2 separate regions of the Mus musculus genome follow, and region 2 is linked to region 1. A link is a loop called in an ENCODE intact Hi-C map of the cell type or tissue named here. Cell type or tissue: heart. All regions are shown on one strand. Each heading gives the region's core, and the rest is flanking DNA. Links, peaks and the distances in the headings are about the cores only. Region 1 has its middle 21 kb from the start of Gm30931. Region 2 has its middle 44 kb from the start of Acsl1.

What was found. Peaks named below come from ENCODE experiments on the same cell type or tissue, not always from the same donor. Only the 100,000 strongest peaks of a DNase experiment are listed, where the experiment ranks them.
Region 2: a loop joins it to region 1, with 1.9 times the contacts of the local background. A loop is called at or near these places in 1 of 42 quality-filtered maps.

Annotation. Positions count from the first base shown.
Region 1 is chr8:46,339,328-46,344,709 of GRCm38, forward strand. No RefSeq gene overlaps it. Among named protein-coding and RNA genes, the nearest start is that of Gm30931, 21 kb to the right of the region's middle. In heart, for the core only: no CTCF peak of the experiment used is centred there; no DNase peak of the experiment used is centred there; H3K4me3 peaks cover 625 bases; H3K27ac peaks cover 437 bases.
Region 2 is chr8:46,424,407-46,429,788 of GRCm38, forward strand. No RefSeq gene overlaps it. Among named protein-coding and RNA genes, the nearest start is that of Acsl1, 44 kb to the right of the region's middle. In heart, for the core only: no CTCF peak of the experiment used is centred there; no DNase peak of the experiment used is centred there.

The sequences.
Region 1 (5,382 bases), core at 240-5,239:
ACCACTAATCTGTTATCTGCCTCAATGATTTTGTTATTTCAAGGCTGTTATATAAATGGCGCCATGTAGTAGGAGCGCTGTAAGGCTAGGTGTTTACTTTTCTCTTTAGCAAAAAGCTCTTGTGAAGCAATTATGTGTCCGCATTGTTTCTTCCTCTTTGTCACTGAGGTGTGTGTTCCAATGCATGCATTCTCCAGCTTGTTTGCACATTTGTGCACACAGGGCCACTTGGATTGTTTCCAATGTTTGGCAACGAGAAACAATTAGCTTTTATATAATAGTTACACATTGGGCTTCATGTGGCTATAAATTGTCATTTCTCTTGAGTAACACCTAAGAGGAATGGCCGAGTTTTGTGAAATGTGGAGTTTCAAAGTTCTTAAAGTTGTATTGTTTACTTATTTATTTAGCTTGTTGATATGTGTCTGTGTGAAGTGCATGTGTCACAGCGCACAAATGAAGGGCAGAAGAAAAATGTCTTTGGGAACCAGTTCTCTCCTTCCACCCTGTGGGTCTTGGGGTGGAACTCAGGTCGTCAGGCTTGGCTGCAGGTGCCTTTTCCCCACTGAGCCATCTCCAACCCCCGAAACTTGAATTCTTATCCTTAATAGAAACTTCTCTGGCTCGGGAGACAGCTCAGTGACTAAACCACTCGCCATGAGAATGTTGAGGCCCTGAGTTCAAAACCCCACAACCCACACGAGCCTGGCAGGGTGCCACTCTTCTCTGAGCTTGTTGTTCCTGTTGTGAGAGATGGAAGGCAGAGACAGGAGGATTACTTAAAGTTCACAGGCCAGCTAGCCTGCCATATAGATCAGAGAACACAAAGATGCTGCCTTCTCTCTCTCTCTCTCTCTCTCTCTCTCTCCTTCTTTTCCTCACCCCATCTCTTCTCTCTCCATCTCTTTGCCTTTACCTCTTCTCCATATCCCTCTTCCTGCCTCCTCCCTCTTCACATACCAAATAATTATAAAACAAGTAAACAAAGGAACGAAACCTCCCGGTTGTTTGTGAGTGGCCACACTACATTCATTTGCTTCAGAGCAAGATCCTCTTTATTCTTGTCAGCTCTTGGTGATCTCAGGTTTGTTTGTTTTGTTTCGATTTGGGACATTTCGCTGCTTCAATTTGAATTTATCAAGGCACATTTGACAAAAACAACCTCAGCTTGAAGAAAAAGTCCTCAGATCTCCTTATTTGTCTTTCCATTTCTTAGCTGCTGTGAGAAAGAGCGAAGGCAGAGCTACCAGCCCCAAACCCTTGCCACGGGAACCTGAAAACTGGAAGCCACCTGCTTGTCCACTGCTTCAACGGACCGACCGTTGCCAATGCATCCCAATAAGGTGTCACACTTGCCAGTCTGGTTCCTCAGGGCTGTGTATTTAAAGTCAGGCTGCTATAAATTTGGGTAGGGAGGAGCTCAGAGCAGAGATGCTTTGCAGGGCAAGGAAGGCGATGGAGAAACCAGGTGAGGGACACGCCCAGGGGAGGACCTAGAATCTTGCGCTTCACTCGTGAGTGCTCAGACTGAGGGTAGAGACACTCAGAAGACTGGAAAGGTCAGAAGGTCAAAGCATCATTCCACTGGGTGGTCAGGAATCCAGGAAACACACAACAGAATTAACCCAAGGTCATCGACCACCTGACAGAGAAGGAACAAGGAACTAAAAAACTCATAGAAACCACAAGCACACTGAGACAGCCATGAGATGGAGCCCTTAATACTGAAGTAATCCGTCACAACCTCGTGACCTTTCCTTCTTTCTGGGAAGGCACCCAGCCCTGGGTGAGGCTCCTAGGTCTACAGGTTGGGCCAGTAGCTGTGTGTGGTACCTTGGGAGCTGTGGGTAAGCACAGCTCCAGCTCCTGTCTTCCCAGAGCATCAGGTGGAAGACTTTTATCTCTCCTGTGGCCCTTGCACTTAAAATGAAAAAAAAAAAAAAAAAAGAAGCAGCTGATTAGAAATGTCAGCTGTGGAGTGTCTGCATTAAATTCAAGTTCAAGGTTAAGTGCAGCTCTTCTATCTCAGCTGTGGGCTATGTCTTCTTGGTTCTTTTACATTTTTACTATTGTTGTTTTAGAATGTTTTAGAGTGAGATGGCTCAGCAGGCACAGGCACTTGTCGCCAAGCCTAATAATGACCCCAGTTTGATCTCCAGTATGTACAAGGTAGAAAGGGAAAAACCAACTCCCAAAAGCTCTTCTTTGACCTCAACACAAAAGCCGTTTCACAAGTACAGCCACACATATTCATGCTCATGATGAGTAAATTCATGTAGGAAAATATTTTAATCTCTTAAAATTTTTATTACTTGACAGAGAAGTTTGCATATTTGCAGAGTACAGTATGATATTTCAACACATATGCAATAGGGATGATTAAACCAGTCTAACTAAGGGATCTTTCCTTTGGATTCTGCTCCCTTTATTTGTATTTAAACTACTTTTTAAAATCCCTTACCTGTGATCCTGGAATGGTAAAAGTTCTGTCACTGCATAAATATCTGCCAGTGACTGAAACTCTAAACCTTTGCCGAGGAAGCGTCCTGTGAATAGGTGCAGACTTCTCCATTATTCTTTAGTCAGAGGTTTCTTCCAGCTCAGTGGATCAAGATTCTAATAACTTCCTTTGAATCTGGGATGGGATAACTGCATCCCGCCCCAGAGGAGAGTTATGAGGAGATCTCTTGGTTTTCCTAGTTCAAGGCTTTCATCTGCCCTTACCCCTATCTGGAGACTGCGTCCACATTGCCTTCTGTGGAACGGACCACACAGCCAGTCCTCCCTGGCACACATTTGAGCCCTTAGAACAGAGAGCAACCTGAAGCTAGGAAGCCAGAATTCCATTGGAAGGACTAATGCGAGGCAAACCCAGGATCTCAAGCAAGGACCTGAGAGCCACGGAGACTCTAGACACAATGAAAAGCTCTTTGAGCTGGGGCAGGCACAGACAATCTGCTCTGACCCCGTCAAGAGAAAACCTGCTGACAAATTAAACTTAACAAGTTTGGTTGCCGAATGAGAATGAAGAGCGATTTGTGTCAGGTGGGTTCACACATCTCCTCAGGGCATCATGGGCCGACAGCACTCAGAGGCCTGAGAGGGACTTGCGCAGGAAAAGTTGGCCTGGTGCCCGCTGGGCGGTTTGGGAAATGGTCTGATCAGTCGTCAGTCTGTGATTGGTTAGAGCTCGCTTGGCTGTTGCGATCCGTCCATGCTCAGCTTGTCTTTACAAACAATCCTTAACTCATCTTTAAGTGTGTTTAGCTGTAAAGATAAGCTGCGGTTCAGTAGAGAATCAGTGCTAGGAAGCATCCATCATCAGGCACGGCTAGTTTGATAACAGCCCCCGCCTTAAAACAAAGGATTTGAGCAGATGGGGGGGGGGCGTCTTACCAGAGGGTCCAGATAGAGGTGTTATATATGATTGGGGGGGGGGGGGAGGCCTTGCCAACTAAAAAGTAAACATCACTCTAATGAGAGGAACGTATATTCCTCAGGTGAGTCTACAGATGTCATTTTCAGAAGGCTGGCTTTCGATGATGAACTTACGGTAATGAAGTGTGTTCATTCTTGAATGAATTTCAATGCTGGTTGAGGCGGAAATCTGGCTTGAGAGCTGTTCTCCTTAGGTTCCCCCCACCCCCCACTGTCTTCTCAGGAACCTGGAGCAACTGTTGTTCCCAGCCAACATCGAGGCTGAGGAAGCCAGCAGAATCACACCATGGGGTGAGGGCTGGGGGGAGGCAAAGCCCCACACTACAGTGAATCAGACCTCATAGGCCCTGAAGATGGGGGAAGCTTTGGCTTGAAGATTTCTGATCTGGATTTTCCAAGAAAGGCCTCTGGTAGTTTACGCTCAATGACGTGCGCCTTGTCAGGGCACAAGGCAGGCAGATGTGCTTCACGCAACAATGTCTTTAGGCTGGGCTACACTTGCTTTAAAATGATGGTACCAGACTAGGTACTACCATTGGTGGTAGATGTGGGAGACTGAAGCAGGAGAACTGGAACTCAAGAACAGCCTGGGCTACAAAGAGAGCATGGGCTAGCCTGAGACCCGGTCTCTATAAACATCAAGGCTGATACTGGGCTCCACACCAGCCTGGGCTACAAAGAGAGCATGGGCTAGCCTGAGACCCGGTCTCTATAAACATCAAGGCTGATAGTGGGCACGGTGGTGTTTTTTTCTCTGGAACACATGACCATCCAAGAAGAAGAAGTAGCTTCTCTAGGTAGGAGAGCCTGTAGTAACTGTCCCTCTAAGTGAAGTAGTTGAAGAGGTTCACTCCCAATAATCATGGTGAACCCCGGTTTCATGTACTAGCAACTTTGTGTGTGTGAAGTTCCGTAGAGGGCTAGTCTAAGGCACCTTTCAGATATCCTGCAGATTCTCCATCATTCCCCAATATTCCTCAGAAGACAACTGCTACTGTGTGTAGTGATGGATGGCAGTACACACAGGGAAGCCCTGCCTCTGGTGTATCCAAGACAACCTGCTAGGTATCTGGACACCCCACACTTCTGAACTTCTTTTTGGTGACTAATCACACTTGTAATCTGAAAAAGTATACATGGAAGTCATTGCCTCACACTGCGTTTACATGTTTTAGTTTTTATGTTACAAAGTCACCCATTCCATGGGTCCCACTCAGAATTCATTTTCTTCTCTAATTAAAAAAAATTAAATAAATAAACAAATATTACATTTTCCTGGGCCTTGTGAGATGGTTCAGGTGGGGGAAGGTGCTTGCTGTCAAGCCTGATGACTGAGTTTGTGTGAGGACTAAGTTCATGTTCTAAGTTTAAATTATTGTGCTTAAGAGATTTATTTATTTATTTATTTATTTATTTTAAAAAGCTCCTCTAACCTATAAGTCCATTTGCCCAAGGACAGAAAACGTTCTGGAATGCTGGGAGCTGTTGTTCTTGTAAGAAAACAAGCCACTATTTTCCCTTCTGTAAACAGGTTGTAAACTTGGTTGCCCCAAGTACACAGGATGTGCTTGCTCACACATAGGTGGGAGGTATGTCAGGATGGATGCTCGTCCCTAATTGGATGAAGGTGGGAAATAAGGATCTTTGTGGGGTTTGCCTTTATAAGCCCCTGACTGACCTCCATTCTCTGGGAATCCTGGGTATGGACCTGGCCTGTGTCCATCATCCTGGCCAGTATTTCATGAATCTTGCTTCAAATATGGCGCAAAATTTGTGGCAGTGGTCTTACCCCCTACCTGGTGGGATTAACATTTGGCCACATGGTGAAAGGAGAGTACCAAGTGTTTCAAGTTGTTCTCAAACCTCCACAGGTCCTGAGGGACTAGGAGTTAGATTTCTTGATAGGCAGACAGGGAGAGGAGGGGGAGGACAAGGTTATAAAGA
Region 2 (5,382 bases), core at 279-5,278, 85 kb after region 1:
TCCTAACACTGTACAGCTCATTTAGGTCTGCTGACCTATTAAAAAACAGTATAAAAATGACGGCTGGAGAGACGACACAGCGGTTAAGAGAAGTCGCTGCTGTTTCAGAAAACCCAAGTTCAGTTCAGTTCCCAGCATCCACAAGGCAACCCACAACCATCTGCAACTGCAGTCTCAGGGAATCCAACACCTCCTGGTCCCCCACGGGCATCAGACATGCATGTGGTGCACATACATACGTGCAGGCAAAACACTCATACATATAAAAACTTGAAAAAATACTATAAAAATGATGTGCCCCATGAAGTAGCAGAAATCAATATTCATTTCTGGGTACCTGACACACATTCACAGCAGTTTTCAAGTGTGGATTCAGGGGCAAAAGGTATGTAGCTAGATAGCCTTAATTCATAGCTTAGTCTTTTGGCTATTTGAGCTTTGATCTTCTTCTTTATGAAAAAGCAAATACTAACCCCAATGGTTGCTGAGCCAAAGGAAGTATATAGGCCTATTAGAATTATATAACCATTTATATTATAATTAATTATATATACTATATATACTCTACAGCTATATAATTAGAATTATAGAATTATATAGCCATTCACAATTCCAGATGAGTTACAACAAACCTGTAAACCCTAAAGACAAAGAAAAGATTCGTCTGTAACGACATGACAGCAGAGGAAGAGACCTGTGCACTACTCAAATGCAGATGGGCTGCAGTTACTAGACCCCAGCCTGACCTAATCATACATACAATGTAATGCTCCCCATTTCTCACTGTGTCCTCTCCTCCCGTCCTCCCAATTGCCTGTCATCTGCCTCTCCCATTGTAAATTCCTCTCCTGTTAGAATCAGACCTGCTGTGTAGATACAAAAGGATATGTTTAAGGGAAATTGAGTAACTGATCTAATACAAGCTAAACCAACAAGAGAATGTTTTGTTCATCCATGGAGCTGGCAAGTGTTTCACCTGGCTTGCTCTGTCCCATGATGACAGTAGTCTATGCAGATGGTCAAATGATTAGGAACCTTCCCTTTGCAATGCCAGCTGCTCTGAATTCCTTAAGCTTGCCTTGCAGCAAGTCATGACTTCTGTAAGTCTCTTTGTGCCTCTGGGTATATTGTATGTGATGCTTATAAAATGTGCCTATGTGTAGGATATGTATGTGATGTATATATATATGTGTTTGTGTAGCTATTGTATGTGATGTATGTGTAATATGTCTGTGTGTAGTGTGTACATGTGTGTGAGATGTGTGTGTATGTGTTTATGTGTCTGAGTATATGTTGAATGTGTGGATATGCATTGTGTATATGTTTATGTGTCTGTATGTTATATGTGTATAATAACAAGTCTGTGTGTATGTATGTGATATGTATGTGTTTATGTGTCTATTTATATTGTATGTGTGTGATAACATGTGTGTTTGTGTATCTATTGTATGTGATGTATGTGTAATATGTCTGTGTGTAGTATGTGCATGTATGTGATGTGTGTGTGTGTATGTGTTGTGTCTCTGTATATGTTGTATGTGTGCAGTGTGTGTATGTATGTGATATGTGGATATGTATGTGTCTGTGTATATGACAGGGCAGGTGCACACATGCTTTGTGGCACATGAGGAGATCAGAGGACAACCTCATATGTTGGTCCATGCCATTTACCTTCTTGCTTGCTGCTGTGTATGCCAAGGTATCTGGGCTGGAAACTTCTGAGGATTCGCTTGTCTTTGCCTCCTGTCTCTCCATGGGAGTGTTAGGATTATGGATGCATACTGCTGCATCTAGCTGTTGTTGTGTTCTAGGGATTTCAATCCATGTCTTCATCTTTGCACAGCGTTTTACCCACTGGGCCATCTTTCTAGCCACCCACTACATTTTTGAAGACTCCCAAAATTTAACTAAAAATACCAGGCAGAGCTTAATGAAGGCACCCAATTCTGTATCTTCCCTCTAAGAAACTGCCAATGTTGGGCTCCTCTTACAGCATAGGAAAACTGAAAATGATTTTAGAATTTTGTAATGTAAGAAGTCCCCAGTGGCTCAGTTTCTACATACCCTCTCTAGCCCCAGATATTTGACACTAAGCGTTTGTTCACTTTTGTCTGATCTTGCCTAAGATTGTGAGTGGTGGGTAATCTGAGCTACTTGAACTAACTCTGCTATTTCTCTCTGTCTCTCTGTCTCTCTCTCTCTCTCATTTATTGTCTGTCTGTTTGTTTTGTTTTTATCCAGACAGGGTTTCTCTGTCTATCCCAGAAATCACTCTGTAGACCAGCCTGGCCCCAAATTCACAGAGATCTGTCTGTCTCTGCCTTCCAGGTGCTAAGATTAAAGGTATGTGCCACTAGCACTCAACTAACTCTGCTTTCTTCATAATGGTATTAAAGAAATCTCACAACTTCTCTGTTCCAAGACACAGAAACTGATTCAACACTGAAGTCCTGCCTGGTCTCTGTCAGTGTTGAACTTCCTGCTGAAAAGCTTTGTGCATTGAGATCCCAGCATCTGGGGCTGAAAGGCTCCGATGATTCCCTGGTCTGTGGCTTGAGGCTTCACTGTGAGAAGGCTCATTCATTATTGAACTAGATTCTGGAGGTGTGGGAACATCTGAAGTTTAGCCTGAGCTAAAATTAAACTAAACACGATAGCATGTTTAATTCAAACTATCCGATGAATTTTTCATTGACTAGAATATGATGAATGAGTAAAACCAGTTTGGATGCCTTCGTTTTAATCACAGTCTCAAGACAAGTTTTCCTCTTTAACTTTCACCATTAAAAAAAATGGATGCTAATTTTGTTGGTGTGCATTCATTTCCGTTCTTTTCATCTTATCTTCTTCCCCAGGTCTCCACCTGTCAGCTCTGCCTTTAGACGTTTCTGTGTCTTTCTTATTTCTTTGTTCATGGCTGAGCGTCTTCCCCTAAGAGACATCCATGCACTTGGTGCTTAAAAATGTTGGCTGCAAAGCTTAGATTCTAGTTCCAGGTCTTGATGGCTGAGACTTCTTTGTGCATCAGTGGCACCATCTGTCAATTGGGCTCATAATTATTTGGGGGAGAGGAACACGCTCATGGAGGATCAATGCCCATGCTTACAGTTCCTCTGCTGTTCTGTCTCCTGTCTGTCTGTCTGTCTATCTATCTATCTATCATCTATCTATTATCTATATATCTATCATCTATTATAATTTATCTTTCTATCTATCTTCTATCAATTATCTGTCAATTTATCATCAATCGATCATCTATCTATCATCTATCTATCTACTTACCTACCTACATCTATCTATAGTTCTACCTATCATCTATCAATATATTATCTCCCTATCTATCTATCTATCTATCTATCTATCTATCTATCATCTATCTATCATCTATCTATCTATCAATCTATCATCTATTTTAGTAACACTGGGGGTAGAGCCTAGGCCCTTGTATATTCCAGCCAAGTACTGTATCACTGAGCTACATATTCAGCCCCCATGTTTAAGAGGCTGTAACTTCCTTTGTCCCTTCTTATGCTTTGAAGGCATAGACACACTGTCAAGCCCAAGCAACCAATTCAGAGGATACTCTGGCATGTGTGGTAGCAACAGTGTTTTTATTTCTTCCAGCTAATCCACCTCTCAGGACCTGATCAATACTCAACTATCACATACCTGGTAGCATTGGAGAATGAACAACCAGCCCAGCCCAGCCCAGCCCAGCCCAGCCCAGCCCAGCCCAAGGGCCCAGGGTCTAATCATGACAGCTTGGCTGGGGTCTTTATATCAGGGGATTTGGCAACCCACATGTCCCCACCCTGGGAATATGAACCAACCCTGCACTGTCAGCTAATGCAATGGAAAGACCATCCTCTTGGGCTCTGCTCTTAAACCTTTGAAGGTTTCCTGAAACCCCTGTTCTCAGACCTTGCCAACTGGGTGCCAGGGTCCTTTCATTAGCTGCTCATGAATCTCTAGATCTTTATAGTGGCCCCACAAGCTCCCCCACTTCCTTCTTACCCCATCACCTCCCTTGTCAAAGTTCATATTTTGTATAAAAGTTGCTTTAGGACTGCAATCTCTTTTTGCCGTGTTTCAGCTGTGACATTGGGTAAATCATTTCAGCAATCTGAGTTAACATGGGCATTAAATTATATTATGTTGCCATGCTATAACATAATTCAAAGTAGGATTAAGGTGTCTTTTCTGAGACATGAACGTCCTGGCATGGGGGGGGGGGGGGCGACAACGAGGAAACAGGGTTATTTGGCCGTCATCATTCAGTGTTTAGGTTAAGTCTGTCTATCCTCAAGGTAGAGGGAAATTTTCTTTCCCACAAGTAAATGCCACAGCCCTTATTTCTAATTTATATCCCTGGTGCTATTAAGAATCACCCTTCTACTTATATAAGCTATGGGATATTGGTCATTTTCTCTTTTTAACCTTAAAATACACTTTTGCAGGAGAGATGGCTCAGTGGGGAAAGTGCTTGCCATACAAGCAGAAGGATCATGATTTGGATCCCCAGAACCCACTTAAATACCTACCAGGCAGGCTTTCCTGTACGTCTTTGTAATCCAGTCTTTATAAAGCAGGACAGGGAATCCCTGGGGCAGGCTGGCCAGCTGGGCCAACTGAGTCAGCGAGCTATAGGTTCCAGTGAGAGAGTAAGCTTCAACACAGAAGGTGAAGAGGGAAGACCATGCCCAAGGTCAACCTCTGGCCTTCATCGGCACGTGCACACACATGCACGCACCACATGGGAATATGCACCAAGGCACTCACACCACATATACATGGGCAAAAATAGACATGCAAACCAAATCAGCCAGGCATGATGGTGCACACCTTTAGTTTCAGCAGGAGCATCGCTTGTGAGTCTGAGGCCATCCTGGTTCACGTAGTAAGTTTAAAGCCACTTGGAATTATGAAATGAGAACCTGTATCTAACTAAATGGATAATAAATCAATACCACCTCTGTAAAGTCTACCACCCCCTCACTTTGTCTTTGTATATTATACCACTAGCTTGAAAGGCTGGATATTTTTCTTCAGTATAAAATGACCCGGAGACCAGAAAATGATGCAAATAGTTTTAAAAGGGAAATGTCACCCTTCAAAGTTTTGGAACTTTGAAGTCATTGAATTTCAACCGTGTCAAGGTTCTGTTTTCTTTGTCCCTCCTTGGATTCTTTGCTTGTCTAAGTGATTGGTTTCACGGCCCTTTCTCATGCTTGCTTCTTGCATTTTAGAGAGAGGAAAAAAGTTGTTTCTTTGGCAGCAGAATTAGTTGCCACCTCTGACTGGGATCTCCTCCCATTCTGGGCTCTAAGAAAAACCTCATAACCTCGGGGATGCGGTCATTTTATCCAGCAATGAGATCCTCTG